Linked DNA regions of Mus musculus: region 2 is linked to region 1. The links are chromatin loops, found by intact Hi-C in ENCODE. Cell type or tissue: left cerebral cortex. All regions are shown on one strand. Region 1 holds the start of Qrich1 (glutamine-rich 1). Region 2 holds the start of Tcta (T cell leukemia translocation altered gene).

Evidence for each region. Hi-C counts contacts between places; a loop is a spot of excess contacts. Peaks named below come from ENCODE experiments on the same cell type or tissue, not always from the same donor. Only the 100,000 strongest peaks of a DNase experiment are listed, where the experiment ranks them.
Region 2: a loop joins it to region 1, with 5 times the contacts of the local background. A loop is called at or near these places in 2 of 42 quality-filtered maps.

Annotation. Positions count from the first base shown.
Region 1 is chr9:108,513,811-108,518,810 of GRCm38, forward strand. It overlaps Qars (glutaminyl-tRNA synthetase), which reads left to right. Exons shown (of 24, transcript NM_133794.2): 17 at 83-170; 18 at 255-398; 19 at 480-584; 20 at 733-825; 21 at 936-1,063; 22 at 1,157-1,223; 23 at 1,297-1,422; 24 at 1,986-2,131. The coding sequence ends at 2,036. It overlaps Qrich1 (glutamine-rich 1), which reads left to right and starts at 3,277. Exons shown (of 10, transcript NM_175143.5): 1 at 3,277-3,430. In left cerebral cortex, CTCF peaks have their summits at 3,001 and 4,195; DNase peaks (open chromatin) are centred at 3,187, 3,793 and 4,227; H3K4me3 peaks cover 2,576 bases; H3K27ac peaks cover 2,205 bases.
Region 2 is chr9:108,303,766-108,308,765 of GRCm38, forward strand. Tcta (T cell leukemia translocation altered gene) reads right to left here and starts at 2,394. Exons shown (of 3, transcript NM_001311156.1): 1 at 1,957-2,394; 2 at 1,561-1,615; 3 at 1-488. The coding sequence starts at 2,179. The coding sequence ends at 446. Rhoa (ras homolog family member A) reads left to right here and starts at 2,395. Exons shown (of 6, transcript NM_016802.5): 1 at 2,395-2,788. In left cerebral cortex, a CTCF peak has its summit at 2,773; DNase peaks (open chromatin) are centred at 2,396 and 3,021; H3K4me3 peaks cover 3,254 bases; H3K27ac peaks cover 1,628 bases.

The sequences.
Region 1 (5,000 bases):
GTGTGGTCATGGGGTCTGCCAGAGGTTGTAGCTCTTGTGGCATGTGCTGTTTAAGATCTTCTGACCACCCTCTTATCCAAAGGGACTGGGACGATCCACGGCTCTTCACACTCACTGCCCTACGACGACGGGGTTTTCCACCAGAGGCTATCAACAACTTCTGTGCTCGGGTATAATTCAGTAGGCTTAGTGGGTGAAAGCAGGCTGGGTGTGGCCCTTTTACTTGTGGTATGACTGATGAGTTTTCCTACCAGGTTGGGGTCACAGTGGCACAGACCACAATGGAACCTCATCTTCTGGAAGCCTGTGTGCGTGATGTGCTGAATGATGCAGCCCCACGTGCCATGGCTGTTCTAGAGCCACTACAAGTTGTCATCACCAACTTTCCTGCTCCCAAGGTGGGCCTACCTCTGTGTGTGTGTGTGAGCATGTGTGAATGCCGAGTATCTGAGATAACAGCTATCTGTCTCCTGCTACAGCCCTTGGACATCCGAGTGCCAAATTTCCCAGCTGATGAGACCAAGGGTTTCCACCAGGTTCCTTTTGCTTCCACTGTCTTCATTGAGAGAAGCGACTTTAAGGAGGTAAGTGGGGTTTACTGCTAGGTCTATTTTTAATAGCCTCTCCTTCCTGCTTTACATGAGCCAATCCCTAACAAACATGAGGTTGGGAGAAGCCTTGTTCTTGGATGATGTTTGCAGCTTCTGTATCTTCCATGCTTCTTTTCTTTAGGAGTCAGAACCAGGCTATAAGCGCCTAGCTTCGGGCCAGCCTGTGGGCCTGAGACACACTGGTTATGTCATTGAACTGCAGAATATTGTCAGGGTAAGAGACAGCTGCAGTCTTTCTGTACAGTGCCTGCTAGGGCCAAGATTGTGTGTTGCTAACAGTCTTCATGTTGGTCCCTGGTCTGATTCCATCTTCCTCACTTCTAGGGCTCCAGTGGCTGTGTGGAACGCTTGGAGGTGACCTGTAGACGAGCTGATGCTGGAGAGAAGCCCAAGGCCTTTATTCACTGGGTATCACAGCCTTTGGTGTGTGAGATTCGCCTCTATGAGTGCCTGTGAGTGAACATAGCTGGAATTGAGACTGTCACAGGATGGGAATTGCATGCTGTGGCTCTCCAGCAAGGGCCTGACTTTCACTCTGGCTACAGATTCCAGCACAAGAACCCCGAAGACCCTGTTGAAGTGCCTGGTGGATTCCTAAGTGACCTGAACCCGGTAGGCTCATAGAATGTGAGGTGAGGGTGGTGGGCTTCTGAGCTGGACAGCCACTTGGATTCTCTGTCTGCAGGCGTCACTACAAGTGGTAGAAGGAGCATTAGTGGACTGCTCTGTGGCTTTGGCAAAGCCCTTTGACAAGTTCCAGTTTGAGCGCCTTGGGTACTTCTCTGTGGATCCAGACAGCCATCAAGGACAGGTGCTTAATTTGACCCACCTATACCCTTCTGTGTACTGATGGTGGAAGCTGTTCACTGTGATAAACACTCTCCCTACATCCCCTTAGCATTCTCCAAATAAGTTGGGAGGGACATTCATTACTTTCCAGTTAAGTCCAAGCACAAAATTTTATAGGGCTCTAACTTTTTTTAAGATTTATTTTATTTTATGTTAGTATGCTGCTGCTGTCTTCAGACACACCAGAAGAGGGCATCAGATCCCATTACAGATGGTTGTGAGCCATCATGTTGTGAATTGAACTCAGAACCTCTGGAAGAGCAGTCGGTGCTCTCAACTGCTGAGCCACCTCTCCAGCCCCGGCCCTAACTTTTTTACTCTTCAAAGTAGCAGGCAAGCTTAGAGTTTGTCATAATCCTCATGAAACTAAGGCACAGCACAGGCATCTAGTCCTTTATCTGAAATTACAGAGTTATTGACAACCTTGGTACCTCACCTCCATGATACCTCACCTCCTAGGTGATGAAGGGGAAGTAAGAAGCCCGGTTCGGGGTTGTTGGTCATTTTTCTTCTACTGCCTTTCAGATTGTCTTCAACCGAACTGTCACACTAAAAGAAGACCCAGGCAAAATATGAACTGAATACATGTGGCCCTACCTCATCCTGGAGGCTGGGGGTGCCCTTCAGCACTCCACACTCCGTTTCAATAAAGAATAACTAAATCCCTCTGGCGTCTCTCTGTTGTCTGCCTTTCTAATATCTGAGGACCCTGGAGAAATAGTTTGTTAGCTGGCAGTGGTGGGTCTCATATGTCTTCTGGAAGAATGCACTTCCCCAGAAAAGAGCCAGCCACAAAGTCACTACTGCACTTGGTTCTCAAAGGCAGGTGCATGGCTGGAATTAGCTCAGCACTTACTATGATAAACCTGAGAACCCCAGAGATGCTGTTGCACAGTCACCAGTCCTATGGAGGGATCTAGGTTTGTGTCTTTGTGGCTAGAGATCAAGAGACACATGACCCCCCGTGTGATCATTTAGAAAAAAGCCCTGTCAACTATTTAAGCATAGTGAGATAAATCATGAATGCTGTTGTGGCCTTTCCAGTTTGGGGACCCCAGCAAACTCCCTGGATGTCTATACGGTGCTGAGATGAGATTCCTGGCTATGCTGGCCCTTGGATTGGACCCCGTCTCAGAAATTGACTTCTGAAGAATTTGAAGATTAGAGTTTGCTAGGACAGGAACAAGTGCAGAAGGCACTAAGGTTTGCCCCAGACTGAGGGCCCCCTGGGTTGCTGGGAGCTTCTGGTGAGGCTGTAGGTGAGTGCCTGCAGCTTTAAAGCCTTCCACATTTTCCCTGTATACAAACACTAGGCTACCCAAGGCCTGCTTTAAGGTGGACCTGACTGTGGCAAAGCGATCTCAGATGAGAGGTGGTGCTGGGGGTTCCTGAAGCTGTTTTCTCCCGTGCACTAACGCCCCGAGCGCTTCCCAGGCGCGGCACAATGGTTAAAGCTGCGCCCAGTTCAGGGGTTTGAAAGGGGGCCACCTTAACCACGAGGCCGAGCTAGGCCCGGCCCCGCCTCGCGTGGAACTGTGCAACTAGAGGAGGCGCTAGCGGGACACCGTAGGTGGCTTCAAAAAGCATGCTTTCAGACCCAGGGCAGGGGCAAAATACCCCTGGATGCTGAACCCCGGGCCTAAGCCCCGCCCCGCATGGAGGGGTGCCCATGGGCGTGGCGCTCCTTCCCACAACGAGGGGTACGCTCTCCACTCCAACCGGTTCCCTCTGTGGCTGCAGCGTTCCCTTTAAGCCTGGCAGGCAGCTCTCGCGGGATCCGACGCTCCGGTTCTCGCGAGAAGGGCCTTCGGCTCCCATTGGCCGTGAGGGCTGAATGTAAGATGGCGCCCAGGGAGCTGTGAGGAGAAAATCCTGTCGGTCTCGGAGCGGCGACGGCAGAACCGAGGCCCCGGGCGGTGAAGCGGGGCCGGCGGGTAGAACGGAGGCAGCGGCGGCGGTGACGTCGCCGGGTGAGGGCTCTGGTGAGGGCGGGGACGCAGCAAGGCTCTGGCTCGAAGGCGGCAGGCCCACCCTACACAACGGCGGGCGGGCGGGGGCGGGCGGGCCGCTGCCGCTGGGCCCAGGCGACCTCAGGGCGGCTTCAGAGCGGAGAACGTCCCTCGGCTCGCGAGCCTCCGCCCCACGGGTGGGGGAGGGGCGGGCCTGAGGGGCGGGTGGGCGCGGCGCACGGGGGCGCGCGGAGGCGCGCGCGCACGAGCGTGGCTTTTTTTTTTCTTTTTTTTTTTTTTCTCATTTTTCTGCGCGCGCGCGTGCGTTATCGTGCGCGCTGTGCGGTCCTCTCGTTGCGCGTAGCCGCCCGACGTGCGCGTCCCCGTTGGCTCTCAGCTGTGGCCCGTGGGCTAGAACGGCTTCCGGGGCGCGCGCCACCCCGCGACCCCCCGGTTTTGCGGCGCGCGCCCTGCTGTTGGTCGCTCACGCTGTCCGGAGTGCGCGCCGGACGCCCCTTCCAAGAGGAGGGCAGACGGGCGGGCGGGCGAGCGGCCTGGCGGACGACCGACCTGCCGACTGGGGAAGGTTGAGGGTTGGGCCCTTGTCCTCGTGACGTCCGGGGCAGCGGTGGCCTAGGTCTGCGGAGAAACATAGCGGCTTTGCGGTCTGGCTTGCGGCTCCGCTCCTCCGGGAGGCGGACAGGAGTGCTCGTACTAACTGAAGAATGCTGTTACTTAAGCGAGGCCCAAGGACTGGGTGGGTGCTTGGGGAGGGTGCTGCTCTGCTTGGGAAACCGAGTCCTGCTGGCCGGAGAGGGCATTGGGTCCCCATGGGTTTCCTCACCTTGTACTGGTGCTTTGTGCTGAGGAGAGAAGGTTACCATTACCAGGCCCCGCTTTTCTTCCATTAGAACCGATTCTTCCATAAGCGCAGTTGATACACGTCACCTCTGTGCGCTCCGGAAAGAGATCCTCCTCTGTATATGGTATCAAACTCTCGGAGCTCTAAAATTCCGCTTTAAATCCTCACTTAAATGCAGCCTCCCCCCCCCCTTTTTTTTTTCCACCTCCGCGTGGGTGGGAGGGGCTTGCCTTTCTGTTCTTGATAAGGGCTGTTTCTTAACCTTGATTAACTTGATCAATGCTTTGCCGGTTTTTTTCTTTGTAATTTCTAAAATGTCCAGCAAAAATTTCTAAAATCTGCCTGTCACTATAAAAACTATGTAACTGAAGTTCTTCTCAGCTTTTTTTTTTCTTTCCACATTTTGTTTCAGTGCTGTGATCTTCTATCTAGGAAATTCTAGGTTTGTGATGGAGAAATACACAGCTCTTTTTTTCTAAGACAAAACATCTGCTAGTTTATTTTTACAATTTTGTTACATTAAGCCTGAGGAAAAGCAAGCTAAAAGGATTTTTATTCCTTTTAGTAGCAACCAAACTTTGATAGTAATGACTTTTTTTTAATATACTGTATTTTTTTAAGAACAAAGTTAAAACTTAAAAAGAGGCTGAGGATGGAAGGAACTTCTTTGTTCTATCTTCTTCAGAATGTTAGAAGTCTTAAGAACTCAGGACAAGCAGCAGACATACA
Region 2 (5,000 bases), 210 kb before region 1:
TTTTGCCTACGAAGCAAAGCCAAGAAAGTCAGAGTCTATGGGAGAACTGGCTTTCTTTCTAAATCTCAGAACTGGCCAACCTCGAGATTCCTCTTAGAAGGACCAATTTCTCTAAGATTACATCCCCAAGGGGATGACTAAGTCAGGAAAAAGCCAAGGTGAGAAAGGGACCACTGACCTCCTCAACCAAAATGTTTCTAAGCAATGACCCTTGACAAGAAGTCTTTCCTTTTGTTAAGAGACAAACTTCACCTGCCCAGTACCTGAAGCTGTTGGAGGCAAGGCTGAGGGCAGTGGAGGCTCACCCTGGAAGCATCATGGTACTCCAGTCCCCCAACCCCAAGCCCTCTGCAGTTGTCCAAGGGGTCTGGACAGCAGCAACAAATAGCATAGGAGCCAGCGGACCCAGCGATATCTCTGGAGACCCTTCTGCTGCTGCCTTCCCTTATTCTCTGTGCGTTTTGAGAGCTTCATTTGCTGCTATCTCCCTGAAAGTAATGGAGAGAAGCAAGGTTATTTCATCGATCGCGGAACAGTCCCTGACATTGGTTCTTCCTTTGCTCCTTCTTGGCTAAGCTGGGCTCAGTACAGCTTATAGTAGAATCTAGACTTCTTTACTAATCTCTTGTAGTCCCTGCTGGGTCTACTATTCTCCTACCTTATGGTGCTTAGCTAAGACAGTGGTCACCTTCCTAATCCATGTATTGCTTTCACTCTTGAAGCCCTTTGTCGACTTGCCATAAGAAGAAGCTTATAAAGGCAAATTAGATCAGGCAACTGTCCTGCTGAATCAGCCCCTCAACTGTTCCTTCTGCCCTTGTGCTCCAAGTTCACCATCACAGCCTGATCTAGTCTCCTAAAGTTACATTTCCCCTTGCTACTGGGTCTTGTTTTATCTATTTCTTTTTCTTTTCTTTTCTTTTTTTTTTTTTTTTTTGGTGTTTTGAGACAGGGTTTCTCTGTGAAGCCCTGGCTGTCCTGGAACACACTCTGTAGACCAGGCTAGCCTCGAACTCAGAAATCCACCTGCCTCTGCCTCCCAAGTGCTCAGATTAAAGGTGTGCGCCACCACTGCCTGGCAGAGTCTGAGTTGTCCTTGTTTTCTGGTGTACTGTGACCTCTGCCGTGTGGTAGAAGCTCAGAGATTAGCTGAATGAAATGTCCTGATAAGTAAGCTGTTGTTTTTAGAGATTAGGAGGTTGACTTGATGAGGTCGTATGCTAAGAATAGAGACTGTTAGGCTGGGGGTTATAGCTCCAGTGGTACAGTACTTGCCTAGAATAGATGTTCTTGCCTTCCTAAAGAAAGACTTCCCAACCAAGGGATTTGTTTTCAATAGACCTGGCACATCACCTTTCTGAAATTAAGGTAACACCACCATCCATCCCCACTGAACATGCTGATGAGAGGCTCTAAAGCCACTGGGAACCCCCAACTGGAATCCTGAGCTCTACCATTAGCCTTGAAGGATTCTTGCACAGCCACTAAGCTGGTGCACTCACATGCTGAGAGTTCTCTGCCTGTCAAGCATGGGGTTGGGATAGACAGAGATTTACTCACCATGAAGAGAAATGTGTGGAGCCATCAGGTGTGGATCCATTCTGGCCACCCAGACCTGGAGGCAGGAACACACCCATAGCTGCAGGAGGCTGAGGGTGGGGATCTGAGCAGGCAATAGCCCAGGTCAGGTCAGGGGCCACTGGTATAGTTTAATAGAGATTGAGGCTGGGATACTAGGGACTAGTGGTATTGTCCAGGAAGGGTTTTGAGAAACAGTTAACAACGTGATGATGGGCATGAGGGGCTTGTGGTGTAAAATGGTACGGGGTTGTAAGTCTGGGTACAGTGAGGCTCCTGGAGGACCAGTGGTAGTCTATGTGGACACAGGAGAACCCAATGGTACAGTATGGTGGTGGTAGGGACAGCCGGGCCAAGGAGGTTCGTAGGGAGCCTCACCTGGACGGTGATACAACCCGGTCACTGTGTTCCCGTAGAACCCCCAGGCCAGCTGGATGCCCAGGAGACTTAACACCAACCACAGCAGGAGCAGCTTGAAGAGAGTCACTCGCATGTCTTGTGTCTCCCACTCCCGCAGAAAGTCGCTGCCCAGGGTGCCCAGCGCTCCGAGCACCGTGGCGGGCAAAGCTTGCAGAAACTGCCCGGCCCAAGGCTCCGCCATGACTGGCCAGCGCCCCACCGGGAGTACTGTCACCGTAGTTCTTACTGCGCAAGCGTATGGTCTTCCGGGGTTAGGCCTGTCAGTGCGCACGCGTAATACAAGGCAAGGAAGATCTACTTCGCTTGCGCGAAGTGTTGGCAGTTTGGGGAGGGGTTTTTAAAACCGCGCAGGCGCACCCAGCCCCACCCTGCTTGCTTAAAGGATGAGTGATTCGGTGAGGATAAAATAGCAACTCGCTCTTTTATAGCCCCGGTGTTCCCGTCATGCTCCACGCGTCTGCCATGATTGGTTAAGCGTCTAGCTCTCAGGGCGTGGATGCGTTCTTGAGCAATCGTGGCTGAACTGAGAGTGTGCGCGCGTGCGCGGGGCCGCGACTGGCGCCAGCTCGAGCCCGCAGGGCGCTCGGGGCCGCGCACGTCGCTCCCCGCCCTCCCGCCACCGCCCGCCCTCGTTCGCTCGCGCTCCCCGCCCGCCGCCCGCGGTCCTCCGTCGGTTCTCTCCATAGCCCGCCGTCTCCCACGGAGCTGCCCGTCCTTGGCTCGGAGCTCGCGGACTCGCGGACAAGCGTCCTCAGCGCGAAGAGGCCGGACTCGGAGTCCTCGCCTTGAGGTGAGCAGGAGCATTTCCCTCCAGCCGCCTCGGCTCCGGGCCCGGCTGGTCGGCTGATCGGCAAGCACTTTTCCGGCCTCCGGCCCGTCGCCTGCCCGCGGTCGCGCCCCACCTGCTGCTCTCGGCCCGCAGCCCCTCGCCCCGGCCCCTGACCTGGGGCCCCGCGCCCGAGGCGGCGGCCCCGCCCGCGCAGTCCCCGGAAGCGCGCCCCGCCGCCTCCAGTCCCCCTTCCCCCGCCCGGCCGGGCCTGGTGGAGCCCTAGCCGCCCGCCCTCCTCGTCGCTTCCTCTCAGGGTTGCGCCGGGCTGGGCGGGGGCTCCCGGCCGGTCCGCGACCGCGCTGGGGTAGCCTGCCACTGCGAAGCGCGTGTGGCTGTCGGGAGTTGGACTAGGCAAGAAACTCTTTTACAACTCCATTTTGCCTTTTGCATTGAACGTGGATTATTAATCCCGTTCTATACCGGGTGAAGACAGTGAGGGTTTGGGTGGATTTTCTGTTTTGAGTGCCGTATTATTGGAGATTGTGTAAGTAAAAGATTGTTTTGAAATCTTAGCGGTTATGACTCTATGGGGGAAGGTATTTTCCAGTCGAAAAAACACATAATAATTTGGCGAGGTTGCATCAAAATAGATGCATTTCTGCTTAAAGTTATTACTTCAATTAAGAATCACTGATGGGTTCCCCTTTTCAGGTCGGTTTCGTAAAATTGCATTTTTTGCAGGCAAGTTGATTTAAAAAAAAAAAAGTTCATGTTTAGTAGCTGATAGTGGAAAATTTGACACCATTTTTTTTCTTTTTTGCCCCAGAATTGGTTCTACTTGTATTTTCTAATAGTCATCACTAAATTTTGACCTATTAGTTATTTATTTGGTTTTGTCTTCTGGTATATTTTGAAATAAGTGCTTTTTGCATGTTATATATAACATTATATATGTATAATATGTAGTACACGTATAATGTACATCCCCCATGCCAGTCTGAAAGGGGAAAACTTATATTTTAGGATGCGGTATGTGGTGAGAATTTTTAGCCACTTAGTGTCACGTGCCCAAATGTGTATGTACCATGTGGAATGTTTTTTTCACCTTTCATTGGCTAGTTTGAGCATTTGACTCACGTATTATTAAACTAAGAAAACAAGATCAGGTCTTAATATTGAAGACTCTGAGATGTTGTTTGGAGTATTTCTCCGGAGCAGTGACGTTTCTTAGGGACATAAAATATATGGAGCTTGTTTTTTTCCTATTTTATTTTCCTCTTTGGTGTTGGCTTGGGACACAGTGAACAGGTGCTGTATCTCTGAGCTGCATTTCAGCCTTACAACTTGGGATCAAACTCTAGTGCTCAACTTACATAGCTTCTACTCAAAAATCTACTGAACAGGAGAATAGGAACATCCACTCTACTGATTGTACCCCCAATAGATGTAGTATTTTAGACTGGGGAGGAAAAAAAAAACTTTAGGATTTACAAACCAATTCCGTTTGTAGGTGTGGGAACTGAGCTTAGGGAATTTTTTTCTCTTTCCTTCTGTGTGTGTGTGTGTGTGTGTGTGTGTGTCTGTCTGTCTGTCTCTCTCTCTCTTTCTTGAGAAAGGCTTATTACTCCGCAGAGAGAACAGTGGGTGTGATAATACCAGAAGAACCACTGACCTAAGACTTAATTTAAAAAAAAAAAAAAAGACACTGGGTCTGACCTGAGACCTGGAACTTAATTTGTAGATAAAGCTGGTCTCTAATTTCCACATGCTCCTAGTGCTGCCTCCGGAACAGTGCTGGGATCACTGGGTGTGTGCCACCATTCCTGCTGAGACTTAAAATGTTTGAAGGTCATACATCTAGTTAGACTACAACTATTTTTTTTTCTGTTATTCTCCATGTGCTGTCAGTTAAAATCAGAATTTCCAGGTTACTTCAGGTTCTTTACCATGCAGATTATGCATATTTGGGAAACAAATTTCATGTTTTTGTAAGTAGTTCCTTTCTGGCTAGGCCTTGCCTTTGAGTGTGTTGGTTTTCTTAAGGACCGGGTTTTGAGAGTTTACTGTTAGCAAAGATAAGGTAATGAGGTCCAGCTAGAATGTTTTCAAGACTCCTTTGAGTCAGTTTTAAATGGAATTGGTGAGAATTTGCATGTATCAAGTAGACCATGGTCTGTACATGTGTGAGAGTGGTTTTGTTGGAGTGATTTCATAGTCCTTTAAAAAGTCCATC